Linked DNA regions of Homo sapiens: region 1 is linked to region 2. Evidence: chromatin contacts called from ENCODE Hi-C or POLR2A ChIA-PET data. All regions are on one chromosome and are shown on one strand. The core of a region is the stretch at or near the end of the contact, and the rest is flanking DNA. Distances in the headings are between cores, read along the strand shown. Region 1 has its middle 86 kb from the start of LINC02533. Region 2 has its middle 170 kb from the start of LINC02533.

The links. Hi-C counts contacts between places; a loop is a spot of excess contacts on that map. ChIA-PET counts read pairs that join two places held with the same protein, here RNA polymerase II (POLR2A). Pooled maps may share reads with other maps.
Region 1: a loop to region 2 is called in a map of PC-3, with 11 times the contacts of the local background. The contact joins two enhancer-like sites. A Hi-C loop is called at or near these places in 4 of 168 maps with a recorded cell type or tissue (MCF 10A, PC-3, ascending aorta and 1 more) and 2 of 50 pooled maps. POLR2A ChIA-PET finds 5 or more read pairs at or near these places in 1 of 52 experiments (OCI-LY7).

The regions. Positions count from the first base shown.
Region 1 is chr6:4,401,176-4,405,264 of GRCh38, forward strand. No RefSeq gene overlaps it. Among named protein-coding and RNA genes, the nearest start is that of LINC02533, 86 kb to the right of the region's middle. RefSeq lists an enhancer at 1,446-2,319. Within about 2 kb of position 1,681, at least 12 of the 41 ENCODE cell types and tissues checked have a DNase peak (open chromatin) inside an H3K27ac peak, as active enhancers do; they include PC-3, where a contact is called at or near this core.
Region 2 is chr6:4,319,156-4,322,925 of GRCh38, forward strand. No RefSeq gene overlaps it. Among named protein-coding and RNA genes, the nearest start is that of LINC02533, 170 kb to the right of the region's middle. Within about 2 kb of position 1,281, at least 9 of the 41 ENCODE cell types and tissues checked have a DNase peak (open chromatin) inside an H3K27ac peak, as active enhancers do; they include PC-3, where a contact is called at or near this core.

The DNA of each region.
Region 1 (4,089 bases), core at 431-2,930, 82 kb after region 2:
TGCCCCTGGAGCTTCTCCCATTGCAGTCCTATACCATGTTACTTGCATGTTGCTGAGTAAATCCCGATCCTGGTTTGGGATTCAGTAGTAGTTTCCACGACCCTCTCTCCCACTGAACAACTTTGCCACTCTCCTCAAGGGGAGGGAATCTTCATTTACGAATTGCCTGGAGCACAGAAGTCACGGTACCAGTTGTTTTGCATAAGAATTCCATTTAATCCTCATTGCTCGCTTCATTAGGCAGGTATTGATATACCCATTTTACAGAAGAGCTTCACCAAGTAAAGGCAGAGGGCTAGAATTAAGATTTAAACTTGAGTCTGACTCCAAAGCCCATGCTCTTGCAATGACCATGTTATGAATCTTATATTAATCTTTGTTTGGTCTTATGATCTGGCACGGTGCCTTGTACGTAAGCAATTCTCAATAAATGTTTGCAGAGTGCAATGTGTCATCTCAGAGTGTTGAAGGAAAGCAAACCAGCGTCTCAAGTAATTTAGACTTTGGCATAACTTTCTGAAAGGGACACTTACCCCTTAAAAGATGAATATTAAAAGAAATAATAAATGAATCTGGAATTAGTAGAAGGCAAAGATGTTTCCTGGCACCCCTCTCTGTCTTTTTCCTGCCACCTTTAATCTACATCAGAAAAACTGGGTCCAGCTGGTCAGAAAGGAATAGTCTTCATGGCCGTCGCAGGTGACAGTGTCCCGCCCTACCTTTGCGGGAGCCCCGCCTGGGGTTATGTCTGACATGTCCTTCTTCAGGATTCTCCACTGAGTGTGTTTCAGGCTCTCATTCTGGCAGAATGTAAGACCAGGATCTCCACCCCAGATGGAGACAGGTGTCCCCCTTCCCTCTGCTACCCAAAGGAGCTGAGCTCCTTGCAATGGGAAGACTGAGTTCCTTCCCCCTGGCCTCAGCACTGGCACACACCCAGCAGCCTCTTCCCAGAGCGCATCTCCTTCTGTGGGAGCAGGATGGCTACAGAAGGTCACCGCCTATTTGTAGCTGCTCCGTTTCCAACCAGAGACGCCTGCCAGCTGCCGCCGACCACCCCGCCGACCCTGTTTCTGTATGTCATATGGTGGCTGGGAGCCACGGGCCCTCTCCAAGTCCATCCACTTAGGATTTCCTCCTCCGTCAAACTCAGAGGCTTTGCCCAACTGCATGGGTGTCACGTGGAGGGAGCAAGTGTCACCTCCAGGCTCCCCCAAGGACTCCACACGTCCTGTAAGCATCCTCCAACTAACCCATTGCAGAGAGTCCTTAACTCCAGTTACTTTCCCCAGAGCCGCTCTGCAGATGCAAAGGGCTCGTGCTTTCATTTGTTCATTCATTCATTCAGCCATTCCTGATGTTTACTCATTCACTGCCAATCCCACACGCCTCTATGCTGCTCTCTTCCACAAGCATTTGGCTCTTCATTTCAGAATTTCCGCTGAGTCATAGCTGGAGCAGGCAGTGAGGGTGTCCCTTCAGCTCTCTAAATTTACCTCCCTGAGCTTGATTTCCCATAGTGGCCAGTTGACCTTGACCAGATTGACTTCAGAGAAGCCAGCTGTAATTAAGCAGAGGCAGAAATCTCCAAGGAGGAAGGTGCCTCAGGTCGGATGCGTCCCTCCGGTCCTGTGGCCAGAGCAGTTGCCCTCAGTGTGTGTCTCCTCCCGTCCTGGCACTGCCCATGGCAGGGCTCTTAGTACATGCCTGGCCCTGCAGCCGCATGGAGGCGTGACATGTGACCATGACTTTCGGCTGGAGGTGGGGGTCATGTGCACGTGGCCTGGGGCTTAGCTCTCACCCTGCTACTCACTCAGAATTCTCCTCTGGGTTTGGAGGTCTGTGAGCAAGATGAAAAAACACAGAATTCTGTTATTCTGTTCCTCGTAGTGTAAGCATTCTTTTTCTTGGGTTCTTTTTTAGGAACAGAACAAAATTAAAAGTAAAGGGAGCCAAAAGCAGCAACACCCAGGGCTGAAGCGTAGGACTGAAGGAACACATTTAGAAACACGTGTGACCATCGCTGCCATGGCTGTGTGACTATAGGCCAGTTGTTTAACTTCTCTGGGCTTTGTGCTGCTCATGAGACCCAAGGTCGCTGTTGTAAGACATCTGTGTGCATGTGTGTGTGCGTGTGCATATCCCTTGATCGTTCTATTTTTCTATGTCTGCTTACTCTAGCAATAGAGAGAGCACCCAAAATGCTAAATAACACCAAAGGCCACAAAATGGATGGCACGGTGGCATTGCACTCGAGGAGCCCGGGTTGCTATTATTTTCTGTTTTTCCAGAATGTTAACAGGAAACACAGAGTTCTATTGTGAGGCAAACCTTCTCCTTTTCCAATGGGGCAAATGTTCCAGGCACACACCCAGCTGAACAACATCGACATTCTTGCCTTTGGTCATTGAGATGCTGGCACCTTTTGGAAAACTTGCCAGAAGTTTTTCTCTTGCTGCTCCACAGCGTAGGGGAAGAAGAGGTGGCTGGGTTTTGTTACTCAGCCATCAACAAAAATGAAGAAAATGGGGGAGTCTTCCCAAATAAATGACTCCTGCTTTCCAGGGAGACACATTATTGGAGATAAATACACTAAATTTTGCTGTTTGACTGTCTCCATCTGAATCCATGTACCAGGAATATGACAAAGTCAAGGCAGGTGTATGTAGAATAAAAAACATAAACGGGGGAAGCTGAAACGTTAGAATATGCATAGTGGATATCCTGTGTTAAGTCAAGTTTGCTTCTGAATGCCAACAAGCAGGACAACAGTATGGTAAATACAGAACTTGCCAAGAAGCACAATGTGTCCCACAGATACTATTTCATTCTTCACAGACCAGTGAGTCCTCAGCTGAGGGTGGGGACAAGGAGGGCAGCACGTGACAGTCCCTTGGAAGTTTTTCAAATCCCATACACACACTCATGCTTCTCCTTCCCACCCTTCTGTAGAGATTTCAGCATGCCGCCCCCTTTGAGAAGTGCTGTGCTTTTTAGGGACATTCTCCCAAAGATAGCCTGTGGTGCTTTCATGCTATTAATGGACCAGAGCATTAAAAATGAAATTCTGCTACTTCCTGCCAATCAAATTCTTCCCCGAGCCAAAACCCCAGCCCAGGTGATGGAGTCTTAGCATAACTCTCAAGGCTCACCAGTCTTTATGAACTTGATCCTTTTCATTTAGTTAAAAGAAATCATTTAAGCTTACATCCAACTTTAAGTCATTGATAGTCATGGGAGACCAGAAGGTTATGGATAATTGATATCCACTGATAATCCCCAAGCCTCATTTGGATCAGTAGTTTCAACTCTCCCTCCCTGAAAGCTCTTATTGGAGCTGCTTATAATGCAGCTACCCTCACTGGTTTGTGTTATCTCCTATCCTTGTATCATTCCATCTCCCAGCAGAAGCGGAAAGTATTGAAAAGGCCCATGGGCAGCCAGCCAGCAAAAAGAAGAAGCTGAAACATCCCACAGCAGGGAATTGCTATGTATGTAAGCCCCATTTCAAGAACAACTAATACAGAAAAATCCAAATCTTAAAACCTACAAATTAGTGCACGAGTACTACAACTGATGTGCCTTACAAACAGATTTTTACTTAATAAACAGACTCTGTGAGATCTTTGGCCAATGGTTATTCCTTTGTATGGCTTCTTGAAATTCCCTGAGAAATTAAAGAAAGTGATGGACCCCTTTTCCAGAAAATTGTATTCACACATACAGACATAAAATTTTGCTTATAATTTCAAGGGTTTCACAGAACTACCAAGCAGCTTATAGATATAATGCAATATATTGAACCTAATGCAAACAATAAATAGATGTAGCCAGGCATGGTGTTTCATACCTGTAGACCCAGCTAATTGGGAGGCCGAGGCAGGAGAATCACTTGAGCCCAGGAGTTCAAGACCAGCCTGGGCAAGATAGTGAGACCCCATCTCAAAAAATCAATTATTTATTAATTAAGAAAAGAAATGTAATTCCTTTCTTCTATTAGATTACGACCTATAAGAAAGAATAGTAAACACTACAAATCTGACTGTATTATGGGTTATAATGAAAGACATACAATGCACCAATATGATG
Region 2 (3,770 bases), core at 31-2,530:
AACAGCACAAAAGAGAAAACAAGCAAATATTCCTGGATGTTTCTTTCTCACCGTATCACCCTGAGTACGTTATTTAACCACTCTGAGTCCCAGTTTCCTCATCTGTAAAACGAGTCTCTCTACAGGAATTTTGTGAGGATCAACAAACAAAAAAGCTTCTGCTGATTCGTGAGGATGCTAATGTCAAACACCATGCACACTCACCACAGCCTAAAACCTTTTCTAAGAGCTTCACAGGTATGATCTCATCTAGTCTTCCAAACAAAACTGTGAAGGAAGTTCCTTCCTCATTTGAAAGAGAAGACTGAGGCACAGACCCTCAGCTAAACCAACAGGTGGCATGCTTGGATTTGAACCTTGCTAGTTGCTCTTGCTCCTTAGTCTGTGTTAAGTACCTCCCTTCCTCACCATCCTATGTTGCAGTAGCTCCTCTTTCTTTTCTTCTTCTTTTTTTTTTTTTTTTTTTTGACTGAGTCTTGCTCTGTCGCCCAGGCTGGAGTGCAGTGGTGCCATGTAGACTCACTGCAACCTCCACCTCCAGGGTTCAATTGATTCTCATGCCTCAGCCTCCTGAGTAGCTGGGATTACAGGTGCAGGCCACCATGCCCGGCCAATTTTTGTATTTTTAGTAGAGACAGGGTTTCACCATGTTGGCCGGGCTGGTCTTGAACTCCTGACCTCAAGTGATCCACCTGCCTCAGCCTCCCAGAGTAGCTCCTCTTTTGACTATTTCACAGGTGCAATGCTCATTCTGACAATTCAAAAGAAATTTGGTTGGCTAAATTGGGCTCTATGCAATTGGGAAGTATCACTGGATTTGACATATCTAGGCTCAGTTCATTGTTAGCAAACGTAATTGATACACACTGAGATCTTGTGATCCAAGCCTGAGAACTACAAACATTAAATCCACAAATGTATTTCAAAGTTCAAATTTTACATTAGTGAAACAAGGAAATATAAGTGTCATAACACAATGGCAGCTTTCCAAGAATGAATATTTTATTGGTGGGGAAAATTGGCCTTTTGGGTCACCTTACTTTAGCTCTTCAAGGATGTACAACTATATAAAATTGACCTTATGTTGTGGTATTGAACAGCTGGGCTATGGAATATTTTAAACCAGCGTTTAAAAATAATCCCATAGAGTGGGAACTGATGCAATCCTAAGGGGAAAGAAAGCTTTGGAGGAGTGTCTGGCTTCCTCTTTTCCTCTTGGCTTGAAACCGACAGGCAGATCTTATCTACTCTGGTTGATTTTCTAGCATTAGGACTTTATGCAAATGGATCGGGGCCTTGTATCCTGAGAGGGAAAGTGGTTCACTGGAAATGTTTTGGCAATCACAGATTCTTCCAGGTGCCTGCCTGAGAATGATTTTCTTACATTGAGAATTTTCTTCCAACTGGGCACAGATGACAGAAGTCTGGACTTGTTTGGAAATATGATCCTATCAGTTCTCAGACATTTTTAGAATATCTACCCAACCCCAGCCTTTCAGCACCCCTGTAATGATCATATTGATTTCATACTTCTAAGTTTTGGGATGTTAAAAATAGGAAGGACTTGAAACCCTTATTGTGGGATTTACTGTTTATTCCTGTTATCTCCTAACTTGGGTTAACATGGATTCTGATGAGAATAATGAAAAGTGAATAGTTTAACCATGTTTAGAAGAGTATTCATTTATTAGACATGCTGCTAAATGTGTCTGATCTCACAGAGATTAATTACTCTTTCTCAGTATTCCTCTTTCTCATGCACACATTCACTTACAAGTTCAGGCTGTCATGTTTTTGCCATTTTCTTGCCGGTGCCTTGCAATCCTAATAAAATGTTTACTAGGTAGCATTTCTCTGGATACAGTGTTGAGCTGAGAACTGACTTGAACATGAATCATGATAATGTTTCTTACTGTTTACATAGCAATGAAGATTATCAGGATGAATGGAGAGAAGCCAACCACCCTCTTTATTCATCACAAAGTCATTCAGCCCTGTTATTTCTCATGCTGAGAGATTTATTGGTAATTTTGCTGCAGATAAGTTGTCTTGAAGGGAGCAAAAACTTTCAGGAATTGAGGTGCTTCTGAATCAGAGAAAACTATGATACGTCATTAACTCTGATACTGAATTATATAGAAGAAATGCAAAAGACTCATAAGCACTTAGAAAAACAGTAATCAGTGTGTGTTGATTATCTCAGCCACGGTATACCTTTTTTTCCACCACACATTTCCGGGGTGATTTGCACTGTATTTTCATATTTAACATTAGGGAAAAGTGTGTTGTGGGTGCTATGGACATGTATTAGCATATTTTAAGATGGTTTATTTGGGCTTTTTTTTTTAACCTAATAAATCCAGTTCATGTGCACACAACATCACTCATGTTTGCTGCTTTTGAAGTAAATTTCATTTTAATTCTTCCAATCAGTCGAAACATTTGAAAAAAAAATAACATGAAAGTTTTGAGCTCGGGAAAGGTTTTTGTTATCATTTTTGTTTTTTTACATTGATCTTAGGTCATTGAGTAGATAATAGGAATACATTTGCTAATGAAGATGAGACGTCAACTGTCCGATATAGTCATCAATCAAATGTCTGGCTCAGAATCAAGACACAGACCCTTCCATCTCCCTACCTGTTTCCCCAGCAGACCTGCAGCAACCCAGATGGTGTTTTTGGACTATTTTATAAATGTGTAATTCATAGAAGTCTACTAATGATCTATTATTTTATACTAGTGGCCAACCTTGGAATTTAGTGTGTAATTTCTGCAGGCCACAATGAATGATTTCTGACAAGAGGTTGTTGTGTTGAAGGAGAAAGAGCAAAGGAAATCTTTCAGAACAATTAGTAGGTTAAGTTACTTGGCTCCCAGTTTGAGATTGAGAAATAATTTTTTAAGTTTTTTCCCTGTCCCATTCCCTCTTTGTGACCTAAAAAACCCCCAATAGCCAGAGAATAAAGACAAAGAGCAAGAGGACTCCTTGTAAGTGCTCCCCCAGAGCAAGTTATCAATTGCTAAATTGGTAGGAGGCATGTGTGCTTTGCACAATCCACTCAACCTGACACTGAGAAACAGGGACCAGATGTTGAGCCAGGGTTTGGGCTCAAGTGCTTAGGTGGCTGGATGTGCACTTTCCATTAAGTCCAAAAGCCTGCTTGAGGAAGTGACCAAGTTGACTGCTCAATCTTGACATCTATTTGAGAATTTATTGGAAAGACCACGGGCAAATACACTTTGTCTGAGAAGCTGTTCCTGTACAGTGGGTTGGAAAGACCCAACTGGAATGTCATTTTCCATGATCTGACCATTTTATACGTCTTCCTCCATGAATAGGAATTTTCGAAAATCATTGGCTACTTCCAACTGCACAACTGTGTGAAGGCCTTGCTGCCAGCACTGAGCATAGGTGTGAGTGTCCAAAGAACAGTATTCTAGTCCCAGGTCTGCCACTAACTCACTTTGACACTTGGCTAGTCTCTGATTTTCTTTGGCCTCGTTTCCTCAGCTGTAAAATCCGGAGGCTGAACTAGAAAGTTCTGCTCTTGCTCTGTGCTTCCAGCATTTCCTACCTTCGATTACACCAGCCAAGAGTTCTTGACAAAAGCCCAGTGCTCCAGCTCCCCTATCCCCAGCAGCTTCTTTGCCTTTCCATTGGGAAGTTTGGCTTTTAAGCCTGAAACAACGTATCAGATCATAATGCTGCTGGATCATCTGAATTATCCATGGCTCCTTATTGCCTGCAGAAAACAAACTTCCTCCAT